Linked DNA regions of Homo sapiens: region 2 is linked to region 1. Evidence: chromatin loops called from intact Hi-C (ENCODE). Cell type or tissue: PC-9. All regions are shown on one strand. Each heading gives the region's core, and the rest is flanking DNA. Links, peaks and the distances in the headings are about the cores only.

Region 1 (7,379 bases), core at 2,277-6,276:
TTGGGCAGTGAGCAAGCCGGCAAGAGAATGTGAGTGGGCGGCCAGTTGGTTGGCAAGTGAGAGGCTGTGGAGAGGTTGCTGCTGGGACGGGCTGTGCAATTAAACAGTTGAGCAGATCTTAATAGCAGACTGGGGCGGTGCTCTCCGCAGGCCTGCGGGGAGCAGGGAGCAGGGGAAGCAAGCGAGCTGGAAGCATCTTCGGGCACAGAGCTAGATACGAATTTCAGAAGCACATAACCTGAGGAATAGAATGCAACCAGAGGAGGGAGAAATAGAGATTCCAGGCAGCGTTTCCTAAACTTAAAAAGTTTTGAATACCCAGTTTTGCCTTGTTCTGGGGACCTCTGGCAATGTTGTTCAAGGGAGGAATTTTTAATTTCATAGAAAAGTGAATTTTACCACCACAAGAGAACATGAGACCAAGGTCATAAATCCCTTTGTTTGGAGTGTCCGTTCTGAACTCCTTGTATACTTTTATTTGCAGGAAGAGGCTATACCAGCAAGTATTATGGTTTTACTGGGTGGGGCGGCAAGGCCAGGAAGAGATGGAGATGCTGTTAAAGGTCCTTGCTCCAGAACATTCAGAGATCAGAGGAACTCAAGAGGTCAAAGTAGGCTGATGTCATTGTTCATCCATTTATTCAGCAAAACTTTCTTGAACACCTACTGTGTGCCAGGCACTGGTTGGCAGTGAGGTGAAGACGATAGTGATGAAAACAAAGGCATGGTCTCTGTCATCATGGAACCTAAGTAAACACATACCAAAAAAAATGGCCCAAGAAAAATCATGCCCTGAGGGGAAGGCACTCAGATGAAAAGGACCTTCTTCCCAGTGGTCCCCTGAGGAGGTGATTTCCAAGGTCTCAGCTAAGGGATGAGCAGGAATGTGTGGGTGCAGGGGGTAGGGGTGAGAGCTCTCGGCATAGAGAGAGCAGCACATTTCAAAGGCCCTGGAGTGGGGAAGGAGGTGGCAGGTGCAGCTGTGTGGTGGCTACTTCCACTTCTGGAGTGCAGTAGCATGATCTCGACTCACTGCAACCTCTGCCTCCCGGGTTCAAGCAATTCTCCTGCCACAGTTTCCCAAGTAGCTGAGATTATAGGTGCAAGCCACCACGCCTCGCTGATTATTACATTTTTAGTAGAGACGGGGTTTTACCATGTTGGCCAGGCTGGTCTCGAACTCTGTCTCCTGGAACCTCTTGATGAGCCCCTGTGAGGTTCCCCAGCCCAGGGCATCCCCCCAGGTATTCAGGAGAGACCCGTCCCCAAGAGACTGCCTGCTACTTCCTCTTCCTATGAATGTCACTGTGAGGGGAATAAATAAGGATAGACCAGAAAAGCAAATTGTAAGAAATTTGAAACCAGTTGTCAGTTTTCAGGTGCCCAGGAGCATGACAATATGCCCGAGGGACCGTAACAGGACTTGACATGGAGCTGGGTCTAAAGCAGATGACCTGGTGGCTGCAGCGTGTTCCACACAGGCGAGCACTGTGAGGCCAAAGGACTGGTGTTGAGCAGAATGAAAAAGCACAGTGTTGGTTAATCCTGAAAAGTGAAGCCTGCAAGAAATGAACTTCGACCTTGGAGTGGGGGTGGGACAGGGGCTAGAAGGAAGAGAGGCTCGGAAGTGTGTTGTGTAAACGTGGTTCTGTTTTGTCTAATCTTTTACTACCTGTAGGGACAGGTGGATGCAGTGGAGCTGCTGGCAGGAAAGGTGGAGTTTTTTCAAGGTCACGAGTTAAGCAATAGAGTAGAATATCTTTGCAGCTGCAAGAGGAGGTGCGAGCAGCTTGTTCACAAGGTATATTTTGCAGGAGTTTCCCCTTACAAGATCTTATTTGCTTGAGAGTAGCGTTAAGGATTTCTGTGCCAACAGTTAGCTGGATCTCTGGGGTTGAATCGTTATCACCAATCTATAGTTAAAATAAGCATTAAAAAAAAAAAGGAGTCTACTTTCAAAGTTTTCCCGAAGTGCCAGTCTGAAGCAGCTACCTTTAAAAGCTGTTCTTGAATAATAGGTTGCTATATCCTAGTCTGTAATCTTGGACTAATGTCTGAGGAAGGAAAAAAAAAAAAAGAATATTCTCTCTTTGTCCGATTAAGAAGTGGAGGTAGACAGCGATTCGACATGTTGTATGGGCGAGGCTGTGCTGAGCTTGCGTCTGGGACAATGACCAGACAGATGAAAGGAGAAGTGAGAGATATTTTTAGCACATCAGGACTGCTTTGAAACATTGATTTTTTTTCCATCTCCTCCCACCCCCCATAATTCCAGCAGGAAGATTCAGTGGCAGGCACTTTAATTCAGTGTAAAAACATCTTCTATATTACACACTAAAATATTCATGAGGAAAGGGAGTTGCTGATTTTAAGGCGTAGCTTTAAAACCCACGTCTGTCGGCTTGATGGTCAGTGTCCCGCCACACAGTCTGGAAGTGTGACGTGGCCAAGGAGGACCCCCAGAAGGATCCTGTGTCTTCCGTGGGGACTACTCCTTTCCTCAGAGGAGCGGGTTCACAGGAAACTGGAGCAGAAGGATGCCTTTAGCCCCACTCCTGTTGGTCCTCAGTCCCTTCTCCTTTGATCAGGTGGTTCAAGCACGCCTTGAAGTTCCGGTGTTCAAACAACGTGACCTCTGCAATTACGTTCTAATACTTGTCGGTGCCCAACTTAAACCACTAGCAATGTTAGTTAAAAACATCAGGGAGGCCGGGCGCGTGGCTCATGCCTGTAGTCCCAGCACTTTGGGAGGCCTAGGCGGGCAGATCACTTGAGGTCAAGAGTTCGAGACCAGCCTGGCCAACATGGTGAAACTCTGTCTCTACTGAAAATACAAAAAAAGTTAGCCAGGTGTGGTGGCGGGTGCCTGTAATCCCAGCTACTTGGGAGGCTGAGGCTGAGGCAGGAGAATCACTTGAACCCGGGAGGCAGAGGTTGCAGTGAGCTGAGATCGCGCCACTGCAGTCTAGCCTGGGTGACAGAGACAAAACACAAAACAAAACAAAACACCTCAGGAGGCTGTAAATCAAGCACAACTGAAGCAAAGATAAAAACGGGCAGTCTCAGAATCACCTTTGAAGGTGGAAGGAAGGGCGTTTGTGTGTGACAAGAAGAGTGTACGTTCATACAAGGGTTTTTACTCCTCCTCTGAAAAGTCCTGCTTGGTGGCTGGCCAGTTTGTCATGCTTGGCTGCCCAAGCAAGTGGTGGCAGTCGGAGCACAGGAGAAAGCCGCAGGGGGTGAGGAAGAAGTGCTGGAGAGGGCGCTCCACCTTTCGGCTGCCCTGACCTGTCTCCAGCCCCAGGGCATGTGGTTCTGGGCCGGGCACTGGCCCCCTCTCTGTGGACTGTACCAGGCAGCGGGTAGTGCACAAGCTCTGAGGTCAGGCCACCTGGGCCTAAACTCCAGCTCTGCTCCTTGCTAGCAGTGTGACTCTGGGCACGTTCAAGTTACTTCATGCTTTGTGCCTCAGTTTCCTCATCTGTGAAATGGGGATGGTAACAGGACCCTCATCCCAGGACTGCTGTGTGGATTGAAGTGCCTGCAACGGGATTTGTCTTTTCTGGGATCGCGGTGGATGCTCTATTCCAGGTGAGGGAGTCTCTTGCTTTCTCCTACCTCTTGCAGCCGCTTTGCCTCTGAGTGGCAAATAGCAAGTGGCTGAAAATCACAATGAGCCCGTCAGAGAATGGGGATGGGCCACAAGGCCACAGTCGGATGGGTTCTCCATGCCCTCGACTATGCAGCGGGGTCAGGGCATCCCTTCCTCCTGGGGTGCCCACACCATTCCCTTGGAAGTTTAGACAGCAGCCCTTGCCTCGCCAGACGCAGCAACCCCTCCCAGCTACACGTGGAATCTGTGGCCCAGCCTCCCTCAGATGACCCGCATTGCCTGACAGAGACCAGGGGCCCTGAGGGGTGGCTGTCGCTGGCCTGGGACAGGGTCCCTGCAGGTTTTCAGGGTCCTCAGCAGCATTCGCCAGCGTCGGGTCAGACTGAGTCATGGGGCCCGAGCTCTCCACGAGTTGGTTCTCCAGTTGGTTCTCGTTGGGGGTAATGCCCTTCATCGAACCGCTTCATCCCCAGCCTGTATTGTCTCCGTCTCTTCGCAGTTGTCAGAGGGCTCGGCCGCCACCCTGAAACAGCCCAGAGCTCTCTGAAGAGCACGAGCTTTTACGCTTCTCTCCCCAAATCAACTGACTTTTTCATTGCTTCTGTGGAGGCTTTCTGTGGGAGAAAAGCGTGTTTATGGGGCAAGCTCAGAGAGCTCCTGTCCCCGTGGTGGAATTTTTTTAGTGGCTCTGCCCACGTGGTGGTGAGCGCCGGTGAGGATGGGACGCATTTTCTGCTAAAATGGCTGTGCGAGGCTGCCACCTCGTGGCCAGCACAAGGCAGTGAGTGTGTCCCTTGCTGGAGCTTCTGGGTGAAATAAACTCATTTTAAAGGTCTTCAGCAAGGACCTCACTCCCTCACTCTCTCAGTGTGCATATCATTCCAGCTCCAGGGCTTAATGCGTCTGTTGTGGCATCTCTCAAATCTGTACTTTGCTATCTCTTTGACTACAGAGTCACTACCTTCCGATAAGCCCTTCTGCTGTCTCCAGACCGATCCTTCTAAAGCGTAGATGTCATTGTCTTTCTCTCATTAAAGCTCTTTCATGGCTCCTCATTTTCCAGGTTCCAGCTCATGTCTCAGGAGGCCGCTAAGCCCACTCCTCTGCCCCAGCCTGTGTCTGCGCACGTCTCTTCTCCCTTCCTCCTGGTTTCCTCTGGCTGATACCTGCTCACCTGAAAGTCATCTCAGGTGCCACCTCCTCCAGGGATTCCTCGCATTAGATTAGCTTCCTTCTTCCCCATTCCTAGCTGACTTCCTTCATTATGCCTCAGATCCTTTTTTTGGAAGAAAAAGAAAGAAATGGAAGACAGACTGGCCAGCAGGGGGAGAGAGAGGGAGGGAGGGCATATCAGAGAATTCAATATGCTGCGTTTTAACCAGATACTTTTCTTCCTCTCCCACAAGGCATCAGAGTAGAGACTGCCTTTCATCTCTCTCCCCCTTGTGTAATAGCACAGTGTCTGGCAGATAACTGTTGCTTGCTAATTATTAGAAGGAAGAAAGGGAGGGAGAATAAAAGCCAGCATCACCATGTGATCTTCCTAAGTGCGACAGATGTGAGAAAAGAACTACCTTAAGCTCCAGGGGCCCTAGAGGAACGGCGCTGCGTGCTAGTGCAGATGGTAGCAAACGCTCTCACCTGGCTTGGCAACACTTCTTCACCTCTTCTTTCTACCACCACAGCGACTGTCTCCCTCCAGCCCATCCTACTGCCAAATTCATCTTCTATTAAGCATAGCTTCAATCACATCATTTCTTTATCAAAACACTTCTACAGAGGAGTTCCAAATGCTTTAGCCGGGCCGTCCAGGGCCTCCACAGGATGACCCCAGCCCATCTAGTTTTCTACCACTCTTTATGTGTTTCCTAAGTACCATTCATTATTTTAGGACTTGGTATTTGCTGATGAATTTACTTACTTACTTGAGAGTGTGGCAAAAGCACATCCTAAACTTTCAGTTAAAAGGAGTTTGATTGATTGACCTGCTCTGAGTTTAAGGCACGTGCTGGTCACTGTGGGAGCCATTAAAGAAGGTATTGTTCTGTGGCCGCCAGGAACAGATAGCCCAGCTGGGGACAAGACAAAAAAGCAGGGGGCATTAAGGAACAGACAGCAGAAAGGAACATGTCACAAGTGCACAATTAATCGCCAAATATATGGCTCAAGAAGGGGTGGTGATCAAACCAGATAATGTCTGTGAAAGTGCCTCTCTCCTGTCAAACTCCCAATTCCGAGCAGTCCTACAGTCGGCCCCTTCCACAGGGCGTAGCCCTGTCATTCCACCTCAAACGTCGTACACACTCGGCCTGTCCTACAAAGCCCTTCGTGATAAGGCCTGCTTCTCCTTCCCACCTTGTGGGACCCCCGACCCTGGAACCCCGAGCTGCAGAGCTGGAGAGAATGCACTCTGTTGTTTGGTATACGTGTTCCTTGAAACATTCACTCCTCCCCATTTTCCTTCGGTGTTTAACCTGTTCTTCCTTTAAAATTCGGCTTTTCCTTTAAAATCCAGCCTGGAGCTCCCCAATGAAGACTTCTGTGGCGCTGCAGGCAAAACTCACCACCTGCAGAGTCTCTGCTCTCCCTTGTCAAATACGCGTTTGTGACATACATTGGAAGGCATCGGGCACATTTCTGTCATCTGTGTGACTGTGGACCTCTGCCGCAGGGGTCATGTCCTTTCCCTTTACAGTGCTTGATGAGGTACACGTCTTGTCAATGTTTGTCACGGACTGAAACTTAACACATTAGAGAGGACAGCAAAGTCAGTTGACTCTAAATTGTTAAGGCACAAGCTCTGTGAGTTCAGAAGAGACATGTGCCAGAATCGGTCCAGGGAGGTTCTTAGAACCTACCAGTTCTAAGTAGGAGTTCTTAGAACCTACCAGTTCTAAGTAGGAATTCTTAGAACTGGAAGGTCAAAGCTTTGTACATGTGAAATAGATCAAACAATAAAAAGAATTCCATGTAGAATAGCTCAGTGTCTGTGGCTCCTAATGGCTCCCCCATTCTCTGCACCAGCCAGCGGGAGGAGAAAGCCTGCAGAGTGGGGGCAGCGGAGACAGAACATCTTAACCCCAGCAGAGGCTTTATCTAAGGAAGTAGAGCGAATGCCCTGAAGGTGGGTTGGACTTAGGTGGTGGAAAGGTTTCAAATGCACTCTGTTATCTTGCAGGTAGTGGCTGCCATTTATTACTTTAGAAAACCATGGCGACTTCATCAAAGTGGTGTTTTAGAAAGATGATCCAGGGCCGTCTTTTCCCTTTGAGAGTGGGAGGTGCCCTGTGGCCCTACCTTCATTTTCTGTGATGGTATTCCCAGTGGTTTCCTCCCTGTGGCTTTGCGGCTTAGTGGTGAACCAAGAGGCTTAGGATGCAGGTGCAAAGCCCCTCTACTCTTTAATGCCTCACTTCAAGGTGCAGGATCTTTCCCTCTGTAAACAAAGGCTTTCCTTCTGGCACTGCCCTTGACCTGCTCAGAGCTGTTCTCTGATCCTTTGGGTCTCTCTGCCCTCGTGACTGGCAGTGACCTGCTAGGCAGCAACCCCCACGCAGCAGGTGGTCCTCCAGAGCTGAGTCACCACCCCGGGAACCGTGCCCTGGTGAGGCCATCCAAGGTAGACCGGCACAGGGCGGGTGTGAGTGGCCTCTCCACCTGGCCCCTCGGTCTGGGAGGGCTCTTTCAGCTTGACAGAGAGAGCAAAGGAAACTCGGATTTTTGGCAAAGCAGAAAAACATTTTACCTGTGATCACAGTTATGGGCC
Region 2 (7,379 bases), core at 1,454-5,453, 760 kb before region 1:
AGTTTCTGTTTCCTGTTCCCTCCCACACTATTTTTAGGTCCAGCAGACATTTCCTGCCTTGGCCTATCCCACCCGCCTCAGTGTCCATCCCAGCCTCTGATATCAGGGTGCATGGAGGGTGGGCCTCAAGGATGAAGTGTCTGATTCCAGGTCTGGGACCCTGGTGTCCAGGAGCAGCTTAGCACCAAGCAGGTGATCCCCCCAGGCTAAGTTGCTTTCCTGGTTTACTTTGTAAGCTGTAAAATAGTAGTTTCTCAGGTCCTTTTCCTTCAGCCTGCCTATACCAAGCTCCCTTTGCCTTTATCTGTCGGTCTACAGCCTTAAAGGTGGACGAGCCCAAAGTGGCGGTATGTTAGCTGACTGTGCTACAACTTACTGCGAGCAGACAGCAAAGTTTCAGGCTTAAAGGTCTATCTGCAGCCTCCATTTTCCAAACACCTCCTGTTTGTCAGGCATTGTTCTTGTCTCATTAAAGCTCACCACAGTCTTATGAGGTGGCAAAAGGCTTCATTTCCCAGGTTAGAAACCTGAAGCTCAGAGAGGTAAACAACTCACCCCAACGTGCACAGCGGCAGAGCCTCACCAAACTCCATTTCACCAACTGACCAACTGAAATGCGTCTATGTCAGCATTTCTCACCCTTTTCTCTTCTTTTTGCAATCACCCTCCTGTGGAGCCTTTATAGACATTTTTTCTCCTAACGCTCCCTCATTTATGCAACGTTAATGCTACAGATATACCACATATCAGTTTGTGGACTGAATGTATATCTGTGCTTTATACATTTAAAAAATAAGAATTTGGGCTGGGCACAGTGGCTCACACCTGTAATCCCAACACTTTGGGAGGTTGAGGCAGGAGGACTGCTTGAAGCCAGGAGTTTGAAACCAGCCTGGGCAACATAGCAAGACCCCGTCTCTACAAAAAGTTTTTAAAGTTAGCTAGGCATGTTGGCCTGCACCTGTAGTCTCAGCCACTTGGGAGGTTAAGGTGGGAGGATCACTTGAGCCCACGAATTTGAGGTCGTAGCGAGACCACTGTACTCCAGACTGGGCAACAGAGCAAGACCCTGTCTCTAAGGAAAAAAAAAAAGAAAGAAAAAAAGATTTTTTTGCTCTTCAGGAGCCAATTTCATCCCCTTCGGGTGGTAACACCCTTGTGGAGAATGTCAGCAGGGCTTGAAGTATTACTGATTTATTCTCTCTGCGTCAGATGCTGGTGGAGAAGAAGAAGGTAAAACCATAGAGAAATGTTTCCCAAACTGATATTCCCCAAACTGTAGTGTGGAGAGGCGGTTCCCAGGAAGGACTCCATGACCAAATGTACCTGGGAAATGCTGAATGCAACCCCCACCTCTTGAAAAGTCATTTTATCAAAACATCTGGGTAGCTACTTCAAAAAACTGTTTATTTTTACAACTTAAATTATGTTTTACCAATATATCCTAAGTTGACCATCAATCTCTCATTTTTCTCTTGTCTTCTCATTTTTTCCCTCTCTGCATTTGAAATTTTCATAAATTAATATTATAAAAATTAACTATATTATAAATATTAATTGTATTATATGATAGTGTAACTATTAATTCTATTATAACATTATATTAATTTTATAATATTGTATTATGATTATATTGATTATATATTATATACAATATTGTGATATTAATTATATTATTAATATTATAAATTACATAGAGTTAATGTTTATAGAACATCCTTTTGGAAATAAGCCATAGATACAGAGTTGCTTTGTATCCCAAGTCAGTCTTGCTGGTGACATTGGCCTGTTTAGGTGAATAAGCAGCTTTTTCTGTGATCCAGTCAAGCCAGGCCAGTCAGATCAAGGAGCTGTGACCATCAACTCCAAGAGAACACAGAAGCCTCAGCCCACCCCGCTGTATTTCAGCCAGGTGCAGGCAGCAGGAACCCAAGAAAAGAAAGACATCATGGCAATGTCATTAAACCCTCACTTACTTTGTGCCAGACAGCGAAGCTGCCACTGGCAGGCCGCACTCTCTCTGTGGGGGCCGCTGCTACCTGGTGGGAGCCCACAGCACAGAGCATGGGGCCCTGGCCTCCTAGGTCCAGGCCAATCAGCAGAGGTGCCTGGCTGCTCTAAGAGCCCCTCTTCCCCAGGCAGCACCAGCCTGTCGCCTTGAAATCCCCTGCCCTGTCTCCACTCTCCTATCCCAGTCATGTTCTAGAAAAGGGGCTACACACCTGGCTTCCGGGAGCTTCATAGACCGATTGCATCAGAATCTCAGAGCATCAGAATGTGAGTTTCACACAGATGAGTCTGAAAAGACCGGTGTGTGTATTCCTGAAACACTAACTCTTAAAGGCCCCCATGTCAGACGCTTTGGGGACAACAGCCTTGGCTCAGGTGAAGCCCCCTGATGCAGGCTTGTTGCATTTATCTTGATGTGGCCTCTTAGCTGTAGTCAGGACCCTGGAGGGCAGGATGTGTTTGTTCATCTTTTTTGTCCCCAGTATGTAGCACAGTGCCAGGCACGTGCTGCGGATTTAATGAATACTTGTTACATCAGTAACCAAATGTACAAATGAATGAAGGAATCATCGCGCACTTAGGGCAGAGCTATCAGCCCAGGCAGCTCTGTCTAAAGGACCAGGGCCTGTTCTTTAGGGAGAAGGGATCAGTAGTTAAAACTAGAACAATACCTGGACAGCACATCTGCAATTACTCACAGCATTTGCTTTAATTGCTTAGTAAATCCACACAATGTAACTTTATGCGTCTCAAATAATTCCCTTGTTTTTTTTGAAAATCCTTAATAGAAAATACACAGCAGGTGGGTGTTACGTGGAGTAGAAATGCCTGACCGCTGACACCTGGCCACCTTTCCCGTAAACTGGCAGGGACGGAACCTGTGCTGGGATCCTGGAGGGGCTGCTCCACAATAGCCACCTGATTCTGAGGGGGTTGCAAGCTCATCCTGTACCTCTCCTGTCATGCCTGAGGAGCCTGTGAGCTGCCACATCCTGTCACAGCCCCCTCCTCAGCCATGTCATCCTCACGACTGCCCTGGGAGGCAGGCAGCCTTGGAGACTTCACTCCCATTCACGCTGAGACGTTTAGGGAAACCTGAAATCCGACCCCCTTGGTACAGAGCTGAGAGAAGGAGGTAGAGGCAAGACGCTGAGGAGAAGAGACACAAGCAAAGAGGGGAACAAGGACCTATTCTCAAAAGAGGATGCGCCCAAGCCACGGCCGTGGTGAGACGCCCGGTTGCCCTTCCACTCTCGGCCACCAGGTGGCGGGCACAGGCCAACTAAGCCAGGCAGGGCTCAGGAGCAGCTGCCCAAAGGGCGGCCCAGGCAGAGACAGCACTGCCAAGGTGGGAACATGCCCAGGAGGACACCGCACAACACACACCACACACACCCCTACAACACATACCCCACAACACAATGTACCACATACCACACAAGGCACGCCACACACACCCCAACACACAACACACACACCCCTATAATACACACCCACAACACAACACACAAAACATACCACACCCACAAAACACACAATGCATCCCAACATCAGCTACACACACATACCCACAACACAAACCACACATATACACCCCAACACACACCACAAACACCCCTACGACACACACCCCACAACACAATGCACATATCACATAACACACACCACACATACACACCCCAATACACACCCCTACAACACACACCCCTACAACACAATTTACCACACAACTCACCACACATCCATACAACACATACCCCACAACACACACACACAGTACAACATACCACACAACACACATCACACACCCAACACAACACACAATGGACAACTCACCACACATACCCACACAACATAACACACAACACACACATCCCTACAACACACACCCACAATACAATGTACCAGACAACACACAACACACGCAACATACACACAACACATAATGCAACACATAAACCCTACACACACGTCACACAACACACACACAAATACACACCCCCACAACACATACCACTACAACACATACCACAACACACACACATCACACCACACACACAACACACAGCATACACACCCTACATATACAATACAGCACCCACACACAGCACACACAACATACACCACAACAAACACATACAGCACACACAAAACACATCACACACACACACACCCCACACACGCAGCAACTGCTCACTATCCCTCCACTTTGGGAGATGCTGGATTCTTCTGCCCCACTCCACACCCTGCTTATTCAGCCTCCAACCCCAAATGACCCCCCACAGCACTCCTCCCCTTAGTCTCCTGGTATCTACAAATTCCAAAGTGCCCTTCATCATCTTTTCCCAAACACGCCTGCCCAGGCCTTTCCCTCCCACTGTCCCCCCATCTCCACCGTCCACTCCTCATGAGGGAAAAATAAAACCTCCCCACAGCGGAACACTTTCTGCTTCGCCAGGAGTTTTCCCACCTGCTTTCCTTTTGACCGTCTCAACCATCCTAGGAGGAAATTATGAGGACTGCCATTAGATGAGTCAGAAAGCAGAGTCTGGGAGGCTGAGCTCCTTGCCCGTCCAGATGGGAGGACAGAGGCCAGCCTTCAGATCCCAGGGTGCACCTCTGCGACCCCCACATCCCACAACCAAACCTGCGTTCCACTCTACTCCCTCTCCAGACACACACCTGTCACCGCAAAGAAGCCCAGGTGTGATGGGAGGGACAGGTGAGGGGAATCGAGAGTCACTCCCCAGATGAGGCAGAGAGCCCCATTCCACAAGGCTCCATCTGCTTTTCCAGAAGTCTCTGCCCTGGAAAAGAGGCACTCACAACCAGAGCTGAATTCTCTAGGGCTGAATTCTCAGTCTTCTCTGCACAAAAGCAAAGAAGACTGAGAAAGTCACTTGCAACTTAGTGAATGGTCGTTTACTGCTGGAATTTGTCCCATGTGTTTATGACTCAGCACAGGGGCTCCAGGGACAAAGGTTCTCAACACCCTGGCCACACGAAATGGGAGCTAGGTCTCTGTGGGACTGAGGCCCCCTCCCCCCCTCCCCCCCTCCACAATTCCCAGCTTCAAGTTGTTTTAAGTACAGCAGAGGGACCCAATCCTCCTTTTGGAGGCAAGAGGCATCTGCATAAGCCCTGCCTGGATGTCATTTCTTCACCTGCATCCATAGCACCTTCAGGTGGCTCCTGTAGGGATGTTAAGAAGCAGTAATTAAGGCTGGGTGCCGTGGCTCACACCTGTAATCCCAGCACTTTGGGAGGCCGAGGCAGGAAGGATCACGAGGTCAGGAGTTTGGGACCAGCCTGGCCAACATGGTGAAAACCTGTCTCTACTAAAGATACAAAAAATTAGCTGGGCGTGGTGGCACGCACTTGTAATCCCAGCTAATCGGGATGCTGGGGCAGTAGAATCGCTTGAACCTGGGAGGCAGAAGTTGCAGTGAGCCGAGATCATGCCACTGCACTCCAGCCTGGGCGACAGGGCGAGACTCCGCCTCAAAAAAAAAAAAAGGCAGTAATTAGGACTGAACACCTAAGACAAGGGACAGGCAGAGGGTGGGGACAATTAACTCAGACACAGTGCAGGTCCTGGGGCTCAGGCCTCTTTCAGGTCAAACTCTGTTTTCAGCCCCCGGGGGCCTTCCTGACTTCCCACACGGAGCCCCTTACAGCCCTGAACCCACTTTAGGGTGGCTTTCAGACCTTGGGGTGTGGACACCTGCTCCTGGCCTTGGGGGGGCTTCTCTCAGGCTCAGCCTCCTGCCCAGAGCTAGGACTTAGGTGAGTCAAGTGAGCACCCAGGGCACAGATGTGCAGGGCGCTTCCTCTCGGGGCAGGTACTACAGCCTGAGCACCTCGCTGCCTCCTGCTAGCCCTGCTCCAAGCTACCCTTTCCCCTCCCATCCCTTCTTCCACCTCACACATCCATTTCTTCATCCCAAACGTGGAGATCACAAATCTCACACAGTGGGTGTGAGGCCCAAATGAAATGTCACCATTTCAAAAATGCAGGAATGTTTGTTCATTTTTCTTATTTCTATCTTTTGAAATGCTTCCCAAAGCAGTAGAGGTTCCTAGCTGAATCCTTCATTCAGAACGTGTAAACATGGCCAAGGAATGAGGGCTTGTTCTGGTGGAACAACCGTGTTCTTGGGGGTCAGGGAGGCGGGAGGAACAAAGACCTTTTCCACCTGCAATGGAGGTTCCCGAAAGTGTGAGAACTTCCTAAAGACCGTCACCTAAGACGTTAAAACAGTCCCTGGAGTTCAGTGGGTGTGCAATAATGGCCAGTAACAGCATAGTCCGAATCCAGGCTGGACACATCACACAACAGATGCGAGGTACCCCATGCTAAGATAATGTGGCATAAGAAACTGTGGTCTCGGCCAGGCGCGGTGGCTCACGCCTGTAATCCCAGCACTTTGGGAGTCCAAGGCAGGTGGATCACCTGAGGTCAGGAGTTCAAGACCAGCCTGACCAGCATGGTGAAACCCTGTCTCTACTAAAAATACAAAAATTATCCGGGCATGATGGCGTGTGCTTGTAATCCCAGGTACTCAGGAAGCTGAGGCAGGAGAATCGCTTGAACCTGAGAGGTGGAGGTTGCAGTGAGCCAACATTGCGCCCAAAGAAAAAAGAAAGAAAGAAAATGTTTTCTTTCCACACAACAGAACTTGATGCAGCTGTGGAAAGGAAGGAAACCTGCTACCTGCCACAACACAGAAGAACCTTGAGGTGAAGTGAATGATTACACATATGTCCATGAAAAGATTCCCCTTACTTAAGGGATCTAAAGAACTCAACCTCACAGCAACAGAAAGTAGGATGGCGGTTGCCAGGGGCTGTGAGGAAGGGAAATGGGGAGTTGTTCTTTAATGGGTACCATGTTAGCTTTGCAAGATGAAAAGTTCTGGAGATTTGTTGTATAACAATGTAGATATACTAACACTACTGAACAGTGTAGATATACTAACACTACTGAACTGCACATGTGAAAATGGTTAGGAGGGTAAATTTTATGTTACGTGGTTTTTTACTACAATTAAAAATAAATGAGGGCCAGGCGCGGTGGCTCACACCTGTAATCCCAGCACTTTGGGAGGCTGAGGCAGGTGGATCACATTGTCACGAGTTTGAGACCAGCCTGGCCAATATGGTGAAACCCCGTCTCTACCAAAAATACAAAAATTAGCCAGGCATGGTGGTGGGAGCCTGTAGTCCCAGCTACTCGGGAGGCTGAGGCAGAAGAATCGCTTGAACCCGGGAGGCAGAGGTTGCAGTGAGCTGAGATCGAGCCATTTGCACTTCAGCCTGGGTGTCAAAGAGAGACTCCGTCACAAAAAAAATAAATAAATAAAAAATAA

Evidence for each region. Hi-C counts contacts between places; a loop is a spot of excess contacts. Peaks named below come from ENCODE experiments on the same cell type or tissue, not always from the same donor. Only the 100,000 strongest peaks of a DNase experiment are listed, where the experiment ranks them.
Region 2: a loop joins it to region 1, with 4 times the contacts of the local background. A loop is called at or near these places in 3 of 110 quality-filtered maps.

The regions. Positions count from the first base shown.
Region 1 is chr7:130,894,135-130,901,513 of GRCh38, reverse strand. All of the region lies in intron 6 of LINC-PINT (long intergenic non-protein coding RNA, p53 induced transcript), which reads left to right. Among named protein-coding and RNA genes, the nearest start is that of LINC00513, 16 kb to the left of the region's middle. RefSeq lists a silencer at 1,281-1,484 and an enhancer at 1,430-1,724. In PC-9, for the core only: CTCF peaks have their summits at 4,397 (motif pointing left) and 4,660; DNase peaks (open chromatin) are centred at 4,325 and 4,903; H3K27ac peaks cover 4,000 bases.
Region 2 is chr7:131,650,761-131,658,139 of GRCh38, reverse strand. No RefSeq gene overlaps it. Among named protein-coding and RNA genes, the nearest start is that of PODXL, 98 kb to the right of the region's middle. RefSeq lists enhancers at 1,509-2,060, 5,141-5,708 and silencers at 3,116-3,410, 3,156-3,450. In PC-9, for the core only: CTCF peaks have their summits at 3,050 and 3,252 (motif pointing right); DNase peaks (open chromatin) are centred at 3,309 and 4,938; H3K4me3 peaks cover 787 bases; H3K27ac peaks cover 2,041 bases.